Linked DNA regions of Homo sapiens: region 1 is linked to region 2. Evidence: read pairs that join two places in POLR2A ChIA-PET (ENCODE). Cell type or tissue: OCI-LY7. All regions are shown on one strand. Region 1 overlaps SP3 (Sp3 transcription factor). Region 2 has its middle 220 kb from the start of SP3.

Evidence for each region. ChIA-PET counts read pairs that join two places held together with the same protein. Peaks named below come from ENCODE experiments on the same cell type or tissue, not always from the same donor. Only the 100,000 strongest peaks of a DNase experiment are listed, where the experiment ranks them.
Region 1: POLR2A ChIA-PET joins it to region 2 with 24 read pairs; 6 of 35 experiments call an interaction of 5 or more read pairs at or near these places.

The regions. Positions count from the first base shown.
Region 1 is chr2:173,958,023-173,960,522 of GRCh38, forward strand. The region is part of intron 3 of SP3 (Sp3 transcription factor); the gene reads right to left. Among named protein-coding and RNA genes, the nearest start is that of SP3, 6.1 kb to the right of the region's middle. In OCI-LY7, no CTCF peak of the experiment used is centred here; no DNase peak of the experiment used is centred here; H3K4me3 peaks cover 1,794 bases; H3K27ac peaks cover 640 bases.
Region 2 is chr2:173,743,446-173,745,945 of GRCh38, forward strand. No RefSeq gene overlaps it. Among named protein-coding and RNA genes, the nearest start is that of SP3, 220 kb to the right of the region's middle. In OCI-LY7, no CTCF peak of the experiment used is centred here; no DNase peak of the experiment used is centred here.

The DNA.
Region 1 (2,500 bases), 210 kb after region 2:
CAAATATTTAAATCTATATACTAAAATCTACACTAAAGTGTGTCTAAAATCTAACCTTTATCTTCTTAAGGTTATTGCTCACCTGGAGGATCCACTGAAATTTTTTCTGACCAGCATAAAATTTACAGGTATTGAACTTTTATCAAAGAATATAGTAACTCAGACACAAATTAATTTTATGATACTGGCATTTTGTCCCTTTTCCTTTCTTTAAAAAAAACAAAGTCAAATTTACAGCACCTAAAGTGTTTTTTTTTTTTTTTTACAAAATAGTAATAAAGGCAGATATTCAACCATCACTGAACAGCTTTCTAGTCAAGAAATTCCTTGAAAATAAATACAGCTAACGCAAATGACAAATCTGAGTAAATATTGCCCAAGTCATCCCCTCTCCAGAAGCTAGATAAAAATAAACTGTAGTGCCATTTTTCTCAGCAATTCAGGCCATTAATTGAAGGAAAATCTCTAAACCTAGAGCAAAGTGATGTATTCCGAACTTTTCTGAATAAGCCTGAAATGAAAAGCATTATTAAAATACCTGTGAAGCACAACGATGGGGGAAAAAAAAAAAAAGCAACAGGTAATTTAAGGAAAAGAATCAAGCAAGAAAAGGAACTTTTTTAATTTAATAAATTTGCAGTTTTAAAAAAATTTGCTGAATACCCTATTTTCTAAATGGAATGGAAAAAACACATTGAATCAGAAAACTACTAGATGATTTATGCCAAAACTACACTCGACAATATATTACACAAGAAAAAAAAAAAAGCTCAGAACTGAGTTCTAGTTCTGGCTACACTGTGGAATTGTGTGAGTTACAGCAACTCAATTTTCTCATGTCAACAACCGGAAAAACATTACCTTGCAGGGGCATAAGAATCAGAAGAAAAATATTAAATTTTATAAACTATTGAGCACTGTGCAATCCCAAGATCATTGTGAGTGCTAAGATTATGAGAATAGATTTGAAAAACATCCATTAAAATTAGCCTAGCACAATTCCTGGCACTCAGTAAGATCAATATATATTTACTGAATGAAAAGTTATTTTACTTTAAAATCATTGCAAACACAATGACAGAATGGATCAAAACAAATTTTGAGGTATTAAGAGCCTTCTATGAAAAAGTCTAAACCAATTTTAAGCCTATTTATTTCCACAATTCCACAATGAATCAGCTCCAAATATTTCAAAACTACAAAGCCTTGCAAAGCACAATCAAATTTCTTTGTAAAAGAAATTTCATCAGCAATATACCACTAAAAGAGATAAAGTACACTAAATACCAAATGGGAGAGGAATAAATTAGAAAATCATCTGAGACCAAAAAAAAAAAAAAGTTTGAAAAATGTTTGATGTTAGACTACTGGAAACACTACAGAAACAAAAGAATAAAAGGAGATTTAAAAACGTACAACCGTGACAGGGCCGGTGGCTCACGCCTGTAATCCTAGCACTGTGGGAGGCTGAGGCGGGCAGATCACTTGAGGTCAGGAGTTTGAGACCCGTCTGACCAACATGATGAAACCCCGCCTCTACTAAAAAGACAAAAATTAGCCGGGCATGGTGTACATCTGTAGTCCCAGCTACTCTGGGACTCTGGGGCTGTAGTCCCAGCTACTCTGGGGGCTGAGGCGGAAGAATGGCTTGGGCCTGGAAGGCGGAGATTGCAGTGAGCCGAGATTCCGCCACCGCACTCCAGCCTGAGTGACAGGGCGAGACTCAGTCTCAAAAAAATAAAAATAAAAATAAAAAAAATTAAAACAGGCAACCAAGACGAGAACTAGTATTTGGTTTAGAAGCAAGATAATCCTCTACATAACCTATGTCTACGTAAGTTTACAAACCAAATTAAAAATCCACCAGTGTTTCTCTCAGTACCTTTCTTACCGGACAATTAACAAACAAAACCTAGGCAGGTGGATCCTTTGAGTCTAGGAGTTCAAGACCAGCCTAGGCAACATGGCGAAGCCCCATCTCTACAAAAAATACAAAAATTAGCCAGGCGTGGTGGCACGTGCCTGTAGTCTCAGCTACTAGGGAGGCTGAGGTGGGAGGATCAACTGAGCCCCAGTGGTTGAGGCTGCAGTGAGTTGTAATCACACACCTCCATTCCAGCCTGGGAGACAAAGCGAGCCTTTCTCAAAAAACAAACAAAACACCATCTAACATGAATGTTGGCATTAGTACAGTAAAAAGTTGTAACTAAGGCACTCTAAGTCTCTCTACATACAAATATACCGGTGGAAACGGAAAAAGAAAAAATTCACACCACCTATTGCATAGCATTTGGAAATGATTATTAACTTAGTTCCCACGAATGCCTTTACGAAAGCCAGAAATAGGAAAGGAAGGAGTATAACTGGAAACAAGAACAGGTGTGAAGCTGAGGTGGAAACAAATTAAGAACTTAGGCAAATATTCAAGTTTCTTAAAATCTTCAAAGAGCACTAAAAGAACTCAGACTTCAAATAGAATTACCCTACCCAATGAATTAGT
Region 2 (2,500 bases):
AACAAAGCAAAAACCCAAGAAACAATGGAAACACACCAGGCTGAAGAATCTATACCCTGCCTTTGGGGCTTCTGCAGGTCAGTGTTCTCACAGTTGAACTGAAAAAATGAAAATACCTACTAGCTCTTTTCCTTGCCAGAAAATGGATGGTTGCCATTGTCTGGTGTCCACTCAAAGAAAGTCCACCTTGCTGTTCATAGAGATGAGACCAAAAGGCTGTGTGCAAACTTAACCTTTGTTGAATAAATCATATTTAAATACGCCAAGAGAACTAGATACTGTATTTAAAAGTATCCTCTGCTGGAACACTCAAAGCTTGCTTAATACATATTTCTATATGAATGTAGACTGAAGATATCAAATTATCCCCAAGCAAAAACAAGAAATTTGAATCCTAAATCATATATCTGAGAACATGCTCCCTGTAAATCCTGGCTCTGTCTAATTTGCTTATGAAAGGGTAAGCAGTGGGTCAAATGTCCAAGTTTGGTAACTTCCATAATCACCAACACTGGGCTCATGTTGCCTCTATGGGTGTCATTCCCAGTATTCAATAATTTGAGTATCCTTCTAATGAAGAGACAGAAGCCACTGAGAAGTCACTCTAGGTTACGGGCAATTTCCAAATGATGGTCAGGAGGCTGCCGCATCGGCTGGGCATACCCACACTGAGCAGCACCGCTGTTCACATGAAGTGGAAGAAAACTGCGTGAGATTGAGCCAGGAGGCTCATGCCCAGATGTTCACCCTGCAAGATGGGACTTCTGAGGATGGTTATATTCTTGGGCAATTCCACTGACAGCGCCTCCTCTTTACCCACCCTCGGGTTACTCCCACCTGACATCTGCCTCCGTCCCTCTACTCACTGCCTCAGGAAGGCAGTGCCCCCTTTGGAGCACCGTCTCCTCCCTTCTCTCTGCAACATAGCTATAAGAGCCCTTCATCCTCACCTCCAAGATTTTCACTGCATCTTCATTTTCTGCCTCTATTTTGGCTTAATTTCCAAGAATCTTCTATCAAATCCAGCAGTTCCAACTCACAATAAGGCTTCAAAGCAAGGAACAAAAGTATGGCATATTTTTGATATTCTGTCAGATCTATAACCAGCTCCAGAAGTGTAATGGAATTCTCTAAAATAGATACATTTATTTCATGTTAACATAAAGAAAGTCTTCATGAGTGGTACTGTAGGCTGAACTGCATCCCCCCTAAAATGCGTATGTGGAAGTCCTCACCGCCCCCCATGTGGTGGTTTGGGAGACAGGGCCTTTGAGAGATAATTAGGTTTAGATGAAGATATGAGGGTGAAGCTTTCATGATGGGATTAGTGCCTTTATAAAAAGAGACACCAGAGAGTTCTCTTTCTCTCTGTCTCTCTCTCTCTCTCTCTGCCATGTGATGACACAACAACAAAAATGACACAGCCATTCAAAGCACTAAAAATTATTTAAAAAAATAAAAACAAGCAATGGGAAAACAATGTACAAATCTTCTTAAAATAATTAAACATCTCTCACTCAGGGATTCTTTTCATCTCTGTCTCTCTCTCACACATACTCACAACGCATGCGTGTGCACACACATGAACACACACCACTTCTGTCTGACAGGAAACAAGAAGACAGTGCAGAGGGTATGGTTTGGTCAGTGGGAACCCCGTTAATATAGTCACTTCCAAAACAGGCAAGAAGGCCACCACCCACAAGCTAGAGAGAGGGCCCTCACCAGAACCCAACCGTGTTGGCATCCTGATCTGACTTTCAGCCTCTACGCTGTGTTCTGCTGTGTAAGCCACCAGGTCCATGATTTTTTTTTTCTGGCAGCCTGAGCTGACTAATACAAGTGGCTTTGATGGAATTATCCCTAAAATCCTTTCCAGCTCCAAATTCTTTGAACCTATGTGTAATTCATAAATGTCTTCTTGTGTTGGTGCGGGCGGTAGATGGGTAGGGGTGAGTGAAATTGTTAAAAGTTAGATAATTTTAAAAAATGACATAACGATAACCTATCAAAACTCTCAAAGGTGGCAAAGCCCTGTTCTGAGACTTATCAGATGCAACTTCTACCTTAACTCCTTCAAATATGAGTTCTCACTATTAGAATCTTCTGATTGGCCAAACTTTCGATGCTTTGGTGGCCCCTTACCTAAATGCACACTACTGATAAACCAAACAAACAAACAAAAATACTGCTTCTTGGTAAGGTATAAAATATAAACATAACTTTTCTCAAATCTGTGTAAGTTACAGTTTCAATTAGGTAAGCTATCAAGATTGTCAAGGTTAGTGATGGGCCACTAGAGTCCTGTGTTAGCTTGGATGATAAAACTAGAGTGGGCCAGGCCCGGTGGCTCACACCTGTAATCCCAACATTTTGGAAAGCCAAGGTGGACAGATCACTTGAGGCCAGGAGTTTGAGACCAACCTGGCCAACATGGTGAAACCCCGTCTCTACAAAAAATGCAACAATTAGCCAGGCGTGGTGACACATGACTGCAATC